Regions from separate parts of the Homo sapiens genome. Here region 2 is linked to region 1. A link is a loop called in an ENCODE intact Hi-C map of the cell type or tissue named here. Cell type or tissue: Calu3. All regions are shown on one strand. Each heading gives the region's core, and the rest is flanking DNA. Links, peaks and the distances in the headings are about the cores only. Region 1 overlaps RAPGEF5 (Rap guanine nucleotide exchange factor 5). Region 2 overlaps STEAP1B (STEAP family member 1B).

Region 1 (8,759 bases), core at 1,255-6,254:
CAAATGAAATGCAGCAGGTAAGTATCCTTCTAATGAAGACTTGCTAAAAATACTTTTACTGAGCAATTATGCTACTGACAGTTCTTTGATCTCAAAAGATTAAACTTGCTGCTGCAGTATGAAAAGAACAAAGCCAAGTGTAAAATAACAATCAGGGTTAGTTATTAGGCAACAAAGGTTGCATATAGGTACTTTGATTTGCTCAGAGATTTCTGACATATTTTACATTAGATATAAATGTGAGTGGTGTGTTAACATTGCAAACAATGTGCTTTATAAACAAAAGAGTCTCTTCCTCAGATCTAAGAGCCATGGTATTGTCCTCTTACACTGCTGTATTCCCCACTGGCTTTGCCCATCACGCTGGACATGGTCCCACTGAAAGCACCTTTGTAAAAATTGTAACAGAAAATTATGACAGTGAAAGAGATCTGACCTAACCAACTCTATCTTGCCTTGAACCTCCAGACTGCCCTGGGTCATTCCGGGCCGTGGGCCAAGCTAACTTTGGGAGAAATTTAGTTGATAGTTTAAATGATAATAGCTCTTCCCCAAACTAAACTGCCTTTATAAAACTAATAAAAGGCCACAAGTTTAGGATTATGAGGGGGTCCTGAATTCTGCTAAGATGTAGGTATAGTTAACCAATTATCAGCCGTTTTGGAGGTCACAAGATTTGCAACTTCCTCAATTACTCCTGTAAATAACATTACTGTTGTAGAACCTAAGAGTGGCCTTTTAAGATGTCTTTTAAAACTTTTGCATTTCTAATGACCTGATGGCCCCACTTGGACCCACAACGCTTGACAACTGGTCCTGTTATCCCCAGCCAGAAGCAGAGTCAGCACTAGAGGACCATTTTCCACACCTCTATGATTGCGATTACATCCCCAACCAAACCAGCAGCACCCATACCGTAGCCCCTGCCCACCAAACTGTCTTTGAAAAAGTCTAGCCTTTAAATTTTCAGGGAGGCTGGTTTGAGTAATAACAAAATTCTAGTCTCCCATTTAGCCAGCTTGACGCGTATTATACTCTTTCTGTATTGCCATTCCCCTGTCTTGACAATTCGGCTCTATCTGGGCAGCAGGCAAGATGAACATGTTGGGCAGTGACACCACCTCAGGGCCTGTGCACTTGTTTTCTCAGTCTGAAGCCCTTTCTCAAGATATCCATTCACCTCTCTGCTCAAAGGCTATTCTCTGTGAGCCTGTTGTAGGACTCTTTCCTTAGCTCAGCTAAAGATGGGGGTCCTTGTCACACAGCCACGAAAAATTAGGCTCACAGGCAATTTGAAAGGTGAGGAGGGCAGGGTTTATTGGGTGAAAAGGGAAACAGGGATCCTCTGCAAAGCCAGAGTTCTGCTTGTGCACTTCCCGCCTGGCAGATTGAATCCCAGGTTCCACCCAGGAAGAGGAGGGGCCAGGCTCCTCCCCACTGCAAATGGCACGAACTTCTGTGGCTCCATCCCAGTGCACACTCCTCTCAGTGCACAGGCTGGTTGGAGTTTCTCTGGGGACCGCTTCCCAGCTGGCTGTCTGAAGACCCCTTGGCCACTGTACTTAAAATTGTAACATCAACCTCCTCTCCATGCCTTATTCCTCTACCACTGTCTAACATACATAATTGATAATTAACTTCTTTATTTTGCTTAAGTTCAGTCTTCTCCCAGTAGGGTATAGCCTGTTTCTGTACCACCAGAATAAAGGACCCTTCTTCATAATTAAGTAAATTTAATTTTATGAAATTAAATTTCATTGCCCTTATTCGTATTGTGCCTCACATGAGCATTTTGGAACCACTTCATGTAGTAGATACATGGTTTGGGGCAGAATAAAGGTGAGACTATATGTGGACATGATGTAACAGATGTAAGGTGGCAGTCACCATCAGTTGACAAAAGCATTTCTTTAGAAAGATTGGTCTCTTTCTGAAGAGTGTGCAGAGTGGGGAAAGGAGAGGTTAAGGCAGGGAAGTCACTTAGGGATTGTTGCCCGGGTGATAGGGCTTGAGGGCCTGATCTAAGATGGAGGCATTGGGAATAAGAAGTCTGGGCGTTGGGAAGGAAGGGATGCTTAGGATTCAGTAATTTGCTTTCTGTTTGAACAAAAAACTAAAAATCAACAAGAACACCAAATAGGTTTCTGGTGTTGAGAGGACTAGAAGTCTGTCAGAAATATGACCAAAGGTTGTCTTTTCTATACAGAAAGTCTCTTAGATTCCCAATATTCTTATTTAAGAAATTATAAGTGTGGTCGTTTGCATGTTTGTATGAAAAGTAGTTTCTGTTGTGCAAGTTACCTTATGTGACAGAGAAGGAAAGGAGTTGCTTTTTAAATGACTAAATGGTGATATTTGCCTTTAGGACAGCTTTGGAAGTTTCGTTGTTGTTGTTGTTGTTGTTTTGTTGTTTTTTTTTTTTTGCTTGTTTCTTGTTTTGGTTCAGGGAAGGAGAACTAGATGGCAGTCTGACCATTCTGTGTGTCCCCCCACCCTAGAGTTGATACGGCTTTGTGGCCTCCAGGAAAATGGAAGTAGATGCCCCACCCACCCCACCTTGTCCCCAGGCTGCACCTGCCCAGTGCCAGGTCTCCACCTTCATTGCCCAGTCAGCATGGTGCCAGTTGTCCTCAAGCCTAGCCTTGAGGTAGGTGTGGGAAGATGAGGTAGAAGATAGCTCTTGTGGGAAGAGAGGGAACTGACTGGATAAAAAGGAGAGAGTTTACTCCCTTTATCTACCTCTGCCTTTCCCAGTTCTTAGATTTCTATGTGTGTGAAGTCCAGGGAACTGTGGCTTAAAGATACTGATAGCTGTTTGTCAGAGTAGAGTCTGGTAGAAAACTGTGAACTTGTGTAGCTGATCACATGAAATCCACTTGCCTCGTTGAAACTAAAAATGAACACCACTATTTCTTGCTTTCATAAATTTGCAAGTGCTCTTGATTGTAAGGTAAGGATTTGGCTCGTTTATAAACATGCATGCCCCTGCCTATCCCCACCCATTGCCTCTTCTCAGTGTTCCTCAGGTAGTTGACTTGCTATTGGGGCAGGATACAGTGGAGGCTTTTGTGTTCACATAACACTCTTCTTTGTAACTGGATTCGGGACTGAATCTGTCAGGGGTCTTAATTGCAAACAAGAGACCAACTCTGAAATTACTGGAAGGATGTTGAGATGCAGGTTGGCTTGCAGAATTATTGGACGGCTGGAGAGGTAGGCTTCAAATGGAGCAGGAACCAAGAGCATTCTTCAGAGAAGGATAGGAAGAATGTAGAGATTACAAATGTAAAAGCTGGATCCAGCTATCCAGGGTTTCCCTGACCCTCACCCACTGAATGACTGTGGGCAAGTGACTTAACCTCTCTGTGTTTCCAAAGATAGTTATGAATAATAAATGCATTAATATTAATAACAAGTGCTTAGAACAGTGAGTGGAAAATAATAAGCAGTAGATCAGTGGTTGGTAAATACATACTGCTAAGTGATCTTATATGTATACATATGTATGTTGGCAGTGCTGCTAAATAAATGCCAGGCTGCTGTCCAGGATGCAGGTGTTCCTTCTATGCCACAATCTCTTCTTTGCTTGCCTTAGCTTTTCCCTTATCAGAAATTGCCAATCTTTGTTCAAGGACTTTGTTTCAGTTCTTCATGGTTCTCTCGGAAACATTGATTCTGGAACATGATTAACGACAGAGGATACATAAAGACCTCAATGTCTACATTTTGGGCTTTAGTTTTACACTGCTGCCCTTAGGAATAGTGTATTCATTTTTTTTCTGCCACTTTGTGTGTGTGTGTTATTAATACTATGTTTTCATGATCATTTTTAACACTTCTCTTTCTCTTTCCTCCTATTGTTTTGTTGAATGAGAAAAAGCCAAGATGGAAACTCTTGTGGTAGACAAACCCATCTGTCAGGTCCACGACTAACCCAAATGTCATGCTCAGGGTCAGGCTCGGGCCCATGCTGAGGTCCGTGGGGTGTGGGTGGATTGGCGATACTGGAAAGAACACTCGGGGCGCTGTAGGCAGGTGAAATGTAGTTTTATTCAGCAGCTCTCTCATTAGCAGCTCTCTTAACACTGTCCGCTCTGTCTTGGCTGCTTGAGCCAGCCGCTCCCATGCACAACGGCGCAGCCGACTCTCCTTTGCCTTCAGGGTCAGTAGTTTAACCGTTTCTTGGGGCACAAGCACGAGCCATGTCAAGCCATGCCGTGCCCTGGCTCCCCTCTGTCCATCTGCAAGACAGACAGCTCTGGTTCTCTCTCTGTTTCTCTGGGTGCCAGCACAAGAGCACCTATACAGTGCCAGCACGGCAGTTATACCTTTTCCAAACAATAGTGGCTCCAAGCCAAATATGAGCTTACACAAACAGGTTATATAACAAGTGGAGGTGTGTGCCTGCGCGCAAATCCCACCAAGTCATGCAGGCCTGGATGTGTGCCTCAGCCTATTCCTTGACCAAAGCACATTCATATACCTTACACCATCCTACCCCTATGAAGGTTTTTAGAGGTCCCCCTCTTTTTAAAAATTGCAGCATTAATATTTAGAAATAAAAAAGAATGGGAGATTCCTGTAATAAATACTCTTTTCATTCTTTAAATTTGGCTCAAAGAAAACTACAGCTGTCCATTCTTTTGTTGAAATAATCTTTCCCTTCAGGTAAGATTGTTAAGACTGTTGGTTATTCTGGCAAACCTAGATCAGAGTCTGTTTGTAGGGAAGCTTTACTTAAAAAAACATTAATGACTAAGTATATCCCATGCACTGAATATGCTGTTTTGGGCCCAAGGTTGGTTAGTGTTGCCCTCTCTCTTTCACCTCCTCCCCCTGACCCCCCACTGTATCTGGGTATATAGTCATGCAGTTCAACCTGATTTTAAATATGTAAATACTTAAATATTTATCTACTGAAGATCTGAAGACTCAAAGGAACTTTTAAAAAGTTTTTTTCGTGACAGTTTAACATGAGAATTATAGAATCACTATAGTGAAATGTTAGCATTTAATATGAATATATATCTGTATCACATAATGAGCTCAGAGTTGATCTCACTTGGTAGGCAGAGTAAGAGATGATTAAAAGCATTTTATTTCAGCTATGTACCTACACACATATGTTTGTGTGACCTGGGTAACCATATAAAATATACTCCTTACAGTGGGTTGCAGTAAAAAAAAGTTTGAAAGCCAGTGATTTACGAAAACAGCCACAGGTTCTTCCAATTGTGTGTCTGTGTACCCTGTAGTGGGTTGCTCCCTCAGGCGTAGAAGGGTGTAAGAAAGCCAGAGAGAAGGTGGCTAAAGATTTAATGTGCCACCTGTTGGTTAATAGGACTGTGATTGTGAGAAGTGTTTGCTGTCCAGCTTGAGATACATAGGACTTAGGTGAGGACTATGTGAAAGAAATTGCCTCCCATGAGTCATGGAATTAATTTATAACTGGAAAGCTTTCGAAAACAAGTTTCCTGTGTGTGTCAAATCTCGTCCATAATAAGAAATGGGAACCAGTTGTTGAAAACCTCTTGTTAGCATGGAATCTTTACTACAGAAATGTGGGTGAGAGTGGAGGGAGAAAGTGCTTTTCACAGAAAGAAGAACATCCTGTTCTCTGTAGGTGGAACACTCCTCATTTTACCTTTGTATTTAGGGCTTTATTTATATGATGACTTTTTTACTGCATTTAAGTACATATGTAAAAATAAAACATTGGGAAACAATTGTGCTAATTAACTCCTGGAGCTTCATTTGCTCATGATTACCTTTCTAAGGTTGCCATTGAAAACCTTACTGAAATGAAGAAGGTTTGACAGGGCATTAAATCTCCCCAGGGCGTGGAGGCACAGCAATTTACAGGCAAAGTTCGAGTGCCCTGGTAGAGAACCTTCAACCGGGAGGCTTTAGTTTTGTTTTTAGTTAACTTTGGAGATTATCATTTGCAAGTAAATTTGTAATTTCAGAATCTGTCAAATATAGTTAAAATTTTTTTTTGCTTTTAATTGTCATAAAATACACATAAGATAAAATTTTTCATCATAACCATTTTTCAGTGTACAGTTAAGTATTGTTAAGTACATTCATGTTGTGCAACCAATCTCCAGAATCATGTGGTTTTCAAGCTGGAAGGATATAATGTTTTTACCCTAGAATTTTAACAATACTTTGATGTTCTAAGTTTTTCCATTACTTTCAACAAGTTTCCTCTAAGTCATGATTCTTGGATTATGCAATAGAAATAGAAGGAAATCACTGGTAACCTGCTTACTGCTGTCCCTGTTCTGAATGTACTCCTTCTTTCTTGAATGTTCTTGGTCAACTTGGTACCTCCTGTAACTTTTTCTTTTTTCTTTTTTTTTTTTTTTTTGAGATGGAGTCTCGCTCTATCACCCAGGCTGGAGTGCAATGGTGCGATCTCCACTCACTGCAAGCTCCGCCTCCCGGGTTCACGCTATTCTCCTGCCTCAGCATCCCGAGTAGCTGGGACTACGGGCGCCCACCACCACGCCTGGCTGATTTTTTGTATTTTTAGTAGAGGCAGGGTTTCAGCATGTTAGCCAGGATGGTCTCGATCTCCTGACCTCGTGATCCGCCCGCCTCGGCCTCCCAAAGTGCTGGGATTACAGGCGTGAGCCACCGTGCTTGGCCCACCTCCTGTAACTTTTTAAAGGGGTGTTGACCTTTTATTTCAAGGACACACGTAATATCAGACTTAAGAGGGTATAGAAAGATCGAGCTTCTGTGGGCCTTCCACCTTGGAGAGGGGCATATCTTAGAAAAAAGAAATAAGATTCAATCATTCCATTTTATGTTCCATCTACAACTTTTAAAATAGTTTCAGTCCAGCTTAGGAACTGCTTTAAAAACAACTATGTTGGTGATTTAATCTTACCCTCAGTGAAAGATCTGTGTGGAAAAGTAGTTAATTGAATCTGTATTTCAGGGTTCTTTAAAACCCCGTTTCCTCCCACGGGTTGCTATCTGTGTCGCAGTTTGCATGCTGAAGCCTGAGTACTGACGTTCTCTGGTGTCGAACTGGAGAGTTGGCACTCGGGACTCAGGAGGGAATGTGGTGGACAGTGGAGGGCTGTGGGGCAGGGATCAAAGCTGAAATCCTTGCCTGTGGAGCTCTAATGAAGCTAGCGTCCTATATGTGAGGATCATGATTTTAATTTAAAAATTGATATGCGGTTTACATACCCCAGAGTGAGTAGCTAATGCAATACCTGTATTCTGGGTCAGAGAGGGAGTTTGGATTTTACTAAAAACGACATTGACCATGTGCCTTCAGGTCAGGTATTAAATGTAGCTGTTGTCTTATAATCCATTGCATATATCACACTCCTGTTTCTGAAGCTGATATAGAACCTGGTTGCGTATAGACATGATGGAATCTAAATACGGGGGACTCCTGAGTTACTGATATTTGACTTTGCAGTATTTACTTTCTGAATTGTTTTCTTCAGATGTTGTTAGATTTGATTATTCAGAGGTTAATGGCAAGAGAAAGTGATCCTAAGCACTTTAGCAAATGGGCCACAAGACACTCCGAACAATGATGTTCTTAGAACAGGAACTTGGGCAGAGCCTAGTTTGTATCCTTTACCTACAAAGGGCCATTTAGAAATGGAAGGGCTGCCTCATCTCTTCTTGCTTTGCTGTTTGAAATTTCCCTACCATAGGTTATCACTGTCTTCTGTCTGCCTTTACACTTGCACAGGGCTCCTTCCCTTACATCCATGGTCTCCTCTGTGCTTACATCTCTTCAGGATGGGCAGAAAGCCAAATGGACTTCACTGGGCAGAAAGGGAGCATTAGTGCCAACATCCTTCCCAGCAGACCCCAGCCTTGTCCTGCTTTCTCAGCTCTTTACCTAGAGGTTTAACTCACTTTCCCCCATCCATAACTGCAGTTACATGAGAGCTAACTTACCTGTGGATTTCTTTCTGTCTGTAGACTTGTTCTTAATCCTTTATGTGTCGAGTCATCGTTTTTATCTGTGAACTTTGTCTTTCCTTTATAGGGTTGGAGGTGACAGGGCTATGAGAGTGGAAATGTTATGTTGCTTCATAGCTTTTTTATATATTGTTTTATAGCTGTCTTGTAGACAGACTGTGGGGAGCCAGGACACAGCTCTGTTTGCTTGTGCCCAGAGGGAAGGAGTTAAGTTGCTGACCCTGAAGAGAGAGCTGGCCATGCAGCTGTGTGTGGGAGCGGCGGGAGCAGTTAGTGGAGACAGAGACAGTCTAAGACAACTGCTGAATAAAAATATCTTGTACCTGCCTGTGGCCCCCTGAGTGTTCTTTTACCTGTCTGCCACTCATCCACCCATTGCCTTCGGACCTCAGCATGGGCTGGATCCTGACCCTGGACCTGACAATATCCAACATCAAAAATGTGGAAGTTTGGGAAGAGGGAAAAACAACAATCTAGCTATGACACAGAACCCATTCTGTTAGCGCTTTGGTGTATTCCATTCTGTTTGTTTATTGGGTATTGTTGATCTTATACTGTCTCTTTACTTTTACTTATTTTTATTTTTCTCTTTTCATCAAAATATTTCCATGTGTTAAGACTCTTTAAAACATCTGAAATGGCTGCATAATGTTTCATCATGTGTCTGGACTAGACTGCGGGAAGGGAGGAGGAACCAGAGTGGGGGGAATCCTTTTAAGTAGTAAACATACCCTAGCAACAGGTGCCTTCCTCTGTAATTCATATATATTTTGTTGACTGATTCCCTAGTTATCTACTTT
Region 2 (8,759 bases), core at 1,699-6,698, 150 kb before region 1:
CACTAGGGCTTGGTTGTCAGTCGGTTTTATATTGAGAAATGTTTTTTAAGCTGAAAATAAGGTACAACTTTAGCAACATAAGAAACATTTTGTTCATGGACAAGGCCATATTTCAAACTTCTACCACCCTCACAAGATTACTTTTTAATATTGTTGTTCTTCTCCTTGTTTACCACATATGCATGCACATTACAGTTCTATCCAAGTAAACCATCAAATAATTATTAGAAAATTAATAGATTATGGAAATGTTGCATTCAAGAAAAAAAGTGATAGCTCCTATGTCATTTGTCTTAGAGGAATGCAAAAAAAAAAGAAAAAGTCATAAATTTGTGGAGACCTGTTATCAGGGCTTCATAGTACACACAGGGAAGAGTGTAGAAGGAGATTCACATTCAGGAAATAACTGTTGTTTGCATTTCTTCTTTCTTTATTTACCTTCTGGTAGGTCCAACAAAATAAAGAAGATGCCTGGATTGAGCATGATGTTTGGAGAATGGAGATTTATGTGTCTCTGGGAATTGTGGGACTGGCAATACTGGCTCTGTTGGCTGTGACATCTATTCCATCTGTGAGTGACTCTTTGACATGGAGAGAATTTCACTATATTCAGGTAAATAATATATAAAATAACCCTAAGAGGTAAATCTTCTTTTTGTGTTTATGATATAGAATATGTTGGCTTTACCCCATAAAAAATAACAAATGTTTTTCAACAGCAAAGATCTTGTACTTGTTCCAGTTAATAATGTGCTCTCCTGTTGTTTTCCCTATTGCTTCTAATTAGGACAAGTGTTTCCTAGACATAAATAAAAAGCATTAAAATATCCTTTTTTTTTTTTTTTTTTTTTTTTTTTTGGAGATGAAGTCTCGCTCTGTTGCCCATGCTGGAGTATGGTGGCACGATCTCGGCTCACTGCAACCTGCGCCTCCTGGGTTCAGGCGATTCTCCTGCCTCAGCCTCCTGAGTAGCTGGGATTACAGGCACCCATCACCATGTCCAGCTAATTTTTGTATTTTTAGTAGAGACAGGGTTTCACCATGTTAGCCAGGATGGTCTCGATCTCCTGACTTGTGATCTGCCCGCCTCGGCCTCCCAAAGTGCTGGGATTACAGACGTGAGCCACCGCGCCCGGCCTACCTATGGCTTTTGAGGGCAAATGGTGTCATCTCCACCTGAATCACTGAATCAGAAAAGAGGGGATGCTGAACAGAAATACTACATATATCCTCTATTCTACTTCACACTTCAGCTGCTTTCTTGGTCTTCTAAACATCCTCATATTACTGTCTCTATCTTCCTTTTCAAACAGAACATAGCTGACAAATTAACTTCAGTAAAACTCAACTTGGATCATATGTTTTCTTTTCTCAAAATCTTCCCTAAATGGGTCCTCACACTTAAAAGGTAAGTCCTTAGTCCTTACCTGGCATTCACACTTTTCTATAATCTCAACCCAGATTCTTCTGGTCTAATCAACAATTTTATACCTCCCCAAAAAAGTCAATTTACTCACTTTCTTCCTAAAATGACTTTGACTCCATGGCCTTGTTCACATTGTTCACATTCTTTATTCACCAAGAATACCTTTTTTCTCTCTTCTTTCCTCTTCAAAGTCTACCCATTCTTCAAATGCAAGACAGAGTTTACTTCCATATAGATTTCTATAGTCATCCCAGCCTGAAGGAACTCCTTTCTCTCCCTTTCGCTCTCATGATATTTTTGTTGTATCATTCTTAAATAATGATGAACTGCTTTATTCTATTATGAATTCATATTTCAATAAGTAACACATATTATCTAGCCATCCATACTGCAAACTTCTTAAAGGCAAGGACAATGGCTTATATTTCTTTTCATCCTGTGAGAGACATAGCTTGCATTTAATAAACATTTATTATATATCTGGATAATTATAGATATGAATATAGATATTAGTGTCACTATACTATGGCACTCAGTTTTAAAAAGAAACCTTCAACACACTAGCTTCAACCAAAGTCCACACCAGACAAGAGCTGTTCAGTAATTAGAAAGATACTCCAATTCTAAAACGATGTGCACTTACTACTACATATCTGCAGAAAATGAGTTGCTACTTTTCAAAATGAACGGAATTGCTGAAGCAATAATCTAGATTATTTTAACCAACAGTTATATACTCCTACTTCAAGATAGCTATCTACAATGGTTAGATATATCACGTACTGCTATTTTGCTCTTAAAGGAGTTTGTTTGAACTGAAGCATAGTCAGCACAAATTACTTCTAGGAAACCATTTCTGAGAGAATTTGGCTCTTTACATCTTTGGCCAGAATTCCTTGACTTTTGGCTTCCAGTCTGTATTTTGCTTTCCTGGTAGAAATGTGTACTCCTAGTATCTTGCTGGCAAGGATGCCTCTGCCAAAAGGAAATACACACTACTTTCTTCATGAAAGAACGGGAACACTCTCAGGTAGACTATTGGCATGTAGTCTAAGTGAAATGAGCCCACCCATCATTACAACCTTACCAAATATGTAAGACGCTTCCAAGTATTGTGGATAAACACTCCTAGGTGTTGTGCATATACAAAATCATCCAGAAGTTACCCTAGAAAGGACGGTAATACAAAATAGTATGCATGTTCCAAGAGAATAATAATGTGTCATAAATAATTACAGAAGGTAGAGTTTTTTTGAGTTTGGAAAGCTCAGGAAAGGTTTCAAAAGGAAACGGATCTAACCAATGGATCATTTAGTAAACATGGACCATTTAGTAGAGTCCCACAAGAGACAGGACTAAAAATGACATATTCTAGGCCAATAGGATAGAAAAAGAGGGCTTACATAGAGGCATAATAAGTAAAATAAGGTAGGCAATTTGGAAATACACTAGAGAAAAGCTTTAAAATTCTGTATTTTATACTATAGACAATGGAGATTTTTGAGTTTTCAAGCACCAGGAAAATAGTGTTTTAATACCAAATTGAGATATAATTGTCAGTTTTTTAAAAAAAAGTTTTCTAAAAATAAAATAAAATCACTAAAATAATTTTGAAGAAAAAGATAAATCGAAAAAGATCTTTTGGATTGTTTTCAAAAAGATAGAAAACATTCTTTTGGAATAGAAATTACGCATAGCTTGGAATGGAATTAATAAAGCTCAAAGTCAGATCATGAATAGGAAGTATAGAATTCAAGCACTTCAGAGGCTGGACCATGAAAGGTAACATTATAACTAAAATAATTCAGCACTTTTATTCACATTTAGTGCTTTTTTCCTGATTATAAAATAACCCAGATATACGGATAGGAGGAATCAATATCATGAAAATGGCCATACTGCCCAAGGTAATTTATAGATTCAATGACATTCCCATCAAGCTACCAATGACTTTCTTCACAGAATTGGAAAAAACTGCTCTAAACTTCATATGGAACCAAAAAAGAGCCCGCATTGCCTTTTGAGGGCTGTGAGGGAGAGCCTGTTCCAGGTCTGTCTCCTGGCTTCTAGTGATTGCTGACAATCTTCAGCATTCCTAGATGCAATGCAGCCCCAGTCTCTGCCTTCACGGTCACATGCTGTTCACCTGTGTGCCTGTCCGTCTCTGTGTCCAAAATTCTCCTTTTTATAAGGAAACCAGTCCTGTGGGCTTGGGGCACACCCTGATGACTTCAGGTGAACTTGATCATCTGCAAAGACCCTATCTCCCAGTAAGGTCACAGTCACAGGTACTTGGGCTTATGACTTCAACATCTTTTTGGAGGACAGAATTCAACCCATAATGGTGCCCAATTATCAGACATATCAACTATGTTTCTTGAGGGTCTTATACCTTTTTCTATTGCTAAGGGGAGTCCATTTAATATAGTACTGTTTAAGTATGGTGCTTTGACCGTATTATGTTCTCTGAAAACTCATGGTCCATGAATGTTGTAACTACTAGTTACATTATTAGCTAGGACAGTGTCTTCCTTACTTGTACCAGGTAAATGAGGACTCCCAAAACAATCAATAGGAGGACAGACCCTAGGTCTTATGTTCTTTTGTGAAGTCACGTGCAGGCGATGCTGCCTCTATGGCGAGAACTCGGGTTTCTGGTTTCTCCCTGCCTGGTTTGAATCTATTCTGAACAGCAGGTGTCGCTGTTGCCTGCTCTGTGACTCTTCATTCCCAGTAAAAAGCCTTGGGTAGAAGAGAACTTATCCAAGGGTACTGCATCCGGTCTTTGCAACTCCTAGTCATTTTTATGGCTTCTTCAACAATTTGATCTACGTGGGGACTTGTCCGTGGCAAGATGTAAGACCTTCCTGGCTTATTTCTAAGAGCCTTCTCAGCCTCCACCTTCATGTGCACTGGCTCAAAGGCTAGAAAACTGAGGGCTGCATGACTGGGGTGTAAGGGACAAGGTCTGTGCGGTTCAGGTCTGCAATTGCATATGTCCCCTGACTGCTTCTGCCTGCTGGGTGCCAGTCAGCAGTGGTTTCCTCTCAAGGGGCTGTTGGAATTATCATCTGTAGTGATGTGGCTCCTGTGAAAACATGGCAGAACCTACCAAGAACTTTTGTTTCCATCTTCCCTTTTGTTAGGGCTGAGGTGTTTGTTTTAAATTCCCCACTGGGTCTGCATTTCAGAGTTGACTTTTTCACTTTGAAAGAAGGCCACAGTGCAACACAGCATGGGTGAGGATGAGGGTGGGGTCCACTTATTCAAGCCCTTCTGATTCCCACTGTCCCTGGGCACTCAGCCTCGAGGGTGACTAGGTAGGGCAAGGGCACTCGCCTTCTTCTGGCTCATAGACTGACAGATGGGAGGGAGGTATGTTGTTAAAGGTTGTGGCTCAGATGATAAAGCCCTTCCTCTTCTCCTTCCCCAAACACAGAATGCAGGGCTCCCGCAGGAAATCTGGGAAGGTATCCTCTGCCACACTGTGGGAAGGATAGGTGGGGCAGGGAAGAAGAGGAAACAGCATGTGCCCAGGCTAACAGGTCCTGGAGGCCATGTGGATGGGGCAGTTGCTCCTTGGGAGGGGGTGGAGTCAAGGGCCAGGAGAGAAGGGACTCGGAGGACTGGGACAATAGCCTGGCCACCTGTTTCAGATGTGGTTGGAGGTATGTGCAGCCACAGCAGTTTCTGGGGTGGCGTGTGGGGAGTAGTCACTTTTCAGATTCTCAACCTCACAAATGGGTTAGAATGCCAGTCACCCTTTATTATGGGGTGGATGGGGTTTTCTGGGGGCAGTCCTGATTTCAATTATTCAGAGATACAGATGCTAATATAATTTGCTCAGTTTTATATTTTACTTGTATTCTTTTCTCTTTTGGAAAGGCAATATAGTAAATCTATGTGTGGATTTTTTTTTTTCTTTTTTCTTTTTTTTTTTTTTTTTTGGGTGGAGTTTTGCTCTTGTTGCCTAGGCTGGAGTGCAATGGTGCGATCTTGGTTCATCGTAACCTCCGCCTCCCAGGTTCAAGTGATTTCCCCTGCCTCAGCCTCCAGAGTGCCTGGGATTACAGGCATGCATCACCATGCCTGGCTAATTTTATAATTTTAGTAGAGACAGGGTTTCTCCACGTTGGTCAGGCTGGTCTTGAACTCCCGACCTCAGGTGATGCACCCCCCCGCCCCCGCCATCCTCGGCGTCCTAAAATGCTGGGATTACAGGCATGAGCCAACGCGCCCGGCATGTGTTTTAATTTCTAGGCCTTTGCAAGACATTTTTTTTTCAAACAAATACTCATGTAACTGAAACCTTTTATCTAACTATCAAGTCTTGGTTTTTGTCATTAGGGTTAGACCTGTGATCATGGTGACATTTTAGAAAACTCTCCAGTGAATCAGATGTAAATTTCTGAGAGCAGAGATCATGTCCTCATCTTTATGTTTTTATTGTTTAGAAACAGGGTCTTGGTCTGTCACCCAGGCTGGAGTACAGTGGTGCGATCACAGCTCACTGCAGCCCCAAACTCCTGGGCTCAAGCGATCCTTCTGCCTTGGTCTCCTAAAGTGCTGGGATTTCAGGCATGAGCCACTGCACCTGGCTGTGTCCTCATTTTTATACCCACATGGCTGAGGAAGAAATAATGGTGACTCTGTAAATAAATGGTAGTTTCTTGTTACCAAGAAGGCTTTTCACCCTTTGTTTCCTTCCTTCCTCTATCTATGTGAAAAGACAAAGCAATACTTGTTAGGATGTCTCTTAACATTTATAGTGACAGCCTTCATCATACCCTGGCCTTTAGGGTGGGGAGTACAGCTTTACGGACACCTTCCTGGGGAAAGCACTGAGTGAGCTGAGAAGGCTGAGCCAGGAGTCCGAGAGTGTGGGATGTCATCATCCCCAGGGCAGCCTGAGTGAAGGCCCTGAAACAGGATCCACCAGGAAGGGCTAGTGGCCAGTGTGGCTAGAAAGGAAGGGAGGGAGCCCCTGAAGGACTTGCCTGAGAGGGAGTGAGGGCAGTTGACATGTGGTTTAGCAGGATGACCCCTTGGCAGGGTGAAAGGTGGGCAGGAAGGGATGTGGAGATTGCCTGAGGTAGAGGGACAGGCACAGGAGAAGATGAGAACTGGTCAGGACCAGAGGGGCTTTTCTGAAAACAAGTATCACTTCAGGAGGGAAGAATCAAGCTGTAGACTGCAGAAAAGTGAGTGGGTGAGGCCTGGAGAAGGGAGCATTTAGGAATCCCTCTGAGAGGGTTGGCATAGGAGGAAGTTTAAGGCGACAAAGCCAGGCTGGTTCAGAGGAGGTGCAAAGGAGGATGAAGTAGAAGCAAAGGCCTCAGGGCCTTGTTTGCAATAACTCTCTTAAACTGTATTCTGCCTCTGGCTTTGGTCCTTTCATGAAAGGCCAGGCAGGTTTATTTGGCCTTCCAGACACAGAACTATACTCCACAGTGCCAATGGGATGTCTGGTCCTTTCTAGTCAGTTTCCTTCAGCGGCTGTTAGAAATTAGTGTTCTGTGAACGCAAGCGACTTTCTCTCTAAACCACCTCTAAGGCAGTGCCTCTAAGCCATGACTGTACAATGAAATCACCTGGGGAGCTTCAAAAAGCAACGATGTGTGCCCTTGCCCCTGGGATTCTGCTGTAATTGGTCTGAGGTGCAGAATGGGCACTGGGATTTTTATAAGCTCTCCAGGTAATCTTAATGTGCAACCGAGTTTGAGAACCACTGAGTGTGGCAGGCTTACGTATGCCAGGCAGTATACTAATAGCTGTGTACGTGTATTATCTCATTCAGGCCTCTTAACCGGTGGTTCTTAAAGTGGAGTCCCCAAACCAGCAGCATCAGCATCCTCTGGAAACCTGTTAGAAATACAGTTCTTGGGTTCCTCTTGAATCAAACTCTGGGTTGGGCTCAGCAATCTATTTTAACAAGGGGAAGCCAGAGGCAGACTCATCTCCAGTTCAGAATCACTGACTTGAAGGAATTTCTCATGGTGGAATTTCACGCAAACTATGTAGAGAAATATACAGGCATACCTTGGACATATTGCTAGTTTGTTTCCAGGCTATTGGAATAAAGTGAGTTGCATGATTTTTTTGTTTCCCAGTGCATATAAAAGTTATATTTAGCTATTTGGGAGGCCAAGGTGAGAGAATCATTTGAAGTCAGGAGTTTGAGGCTGCAGTGAGCTATGATCATGCCACTGCACTCTAGCCTTAGCAACAGAGTGAGAACCTATCTCTAAAAAAATAAAAAAGTTGTTCATACTACACTATAGTCTATTAAGTGTACAATAACATCATGTCTAAAAAATGTACATATCTTAATTTAAAATACTTTATTGCTAAAAAAATGCTGATAATCATCTGAGCTTTCAGTGAGTCATCTTTTTGCTGGTGGAGGTCTTGCTTCAATGTTGATGGCTGCTGACTGATTAGGGTGGAGGTTGCTAAAGGCTAGGTGGCTGTGGCAATTTCTTAAAATAAGACAGTAATGAAGTTTGCCACATCAATGGGCTCTTCCTTTCAGGAAAGATTTCTCTGTGGCATGTGATGCTGTTTGATGGCATTTTACCCACAGTAGAATTTCTTTAAGAATTGGAATCAATCCTCTCAGATCCTGCTACTGCTTCATCAGCTAAGTTTATGTGATATTCTAAATCTTTTGTCATTGTAACAATCTTCACAGCGTCTTCTCCAGGAATAGATTTCATCTCAAGAAACCACTTTCTTTGATCATCTATGAAAAGCAACTCCTCACTTGTTCAAGTTTTATCATGAAATTGCAGCAACTCAGTCACAGCTTCAGGCTGTACTCAGAATTCCAGTTCTCTTGCTGCTATTTCTATACATCTGCATTGACTTTTTCCACTGAAGTCTTGAACCCCTCAAAGTCATCCATGAGGACTGGAATCAACTTCTTCTAAACTCCTATGAATGTTGATAATGTTGATTTCTTTCCACAAATCACAAATATTTTTAATGGCATCTAAAATGGTAAATCTTTCCAGAAGATTCTCAATTGACTTTGCCCAGATCCATTAAGAGGAATCATTACCTATGGCATCTCTGGCCTTATAAAATATACTTCAAAAAATAAGACTTGAAAGTTGAAATGACTCCTTGATTTATGGGCTGCAGAATGAATATGGTATTAGCAGGTGTGAAAAACAAAACAAAACAAAACATTCGTCTCCTTGCATCTCCATCTGAGCTCTTGGGTGACCAGGTGCATTGTCAATGAGGGTAATATTTTGAAAGACATCTTTATTATGAGCAGTAGGTCTCAACAGTGGGCTTAAAATGTGCAGTAAATCATGCTGTAAACAGA

The links. A loop is a pair of places that touch in the nucleus more often than their neighbours do. Peaks named below come from ENCODE experiments on the same cell type or tissue, not always from the same donor. Only the 100,000 strongest peaks of a DNase experiment are listed, where the experiment ranks them.
Region 2: a loop joins it to region 1, with 2.7 times the contacts of the local background. A loop is called at or near these places in 2 of 110 quality-filtered maps.

The regions. Positions count from the first base shown.
Region 1 is chr7:22,329,356-22,338,114 of GRCh38, reverse strand. All of the region lies in intron 1 of RAPGEF5 (Rap guanine nucleotide exchange factor 5), which reads left to right. Among named protein-coding and RNA genes, the nearest start is that of RAPGEF5, 23 kb to the left of the region's middle. RefSeq lists an enhancer at 7,930-8,430. In Calu3, for the core only: no CTCF peak of the experiment used is centred there; DNase peaks (open chromatin) are centred at 4,204 and 5,334.
Region 2 is chr7:22,484,419-22,493,177 of GRCh38, reverse strand. STEAP1B (STEAP family member 1B) reads left to right here. Exons shown (of 5, transcript NM_001382447.1): 4 at 449-613. Among named protein-coding and RNA genes, the nearest start is that of STEAP1B, 11 kb to the left of the region's middle. In Calu3, for the core only: a CTCF peak has its summit at 4,130 (motif pointing right); a DNase peak (open chromatin) is centred at 4,127.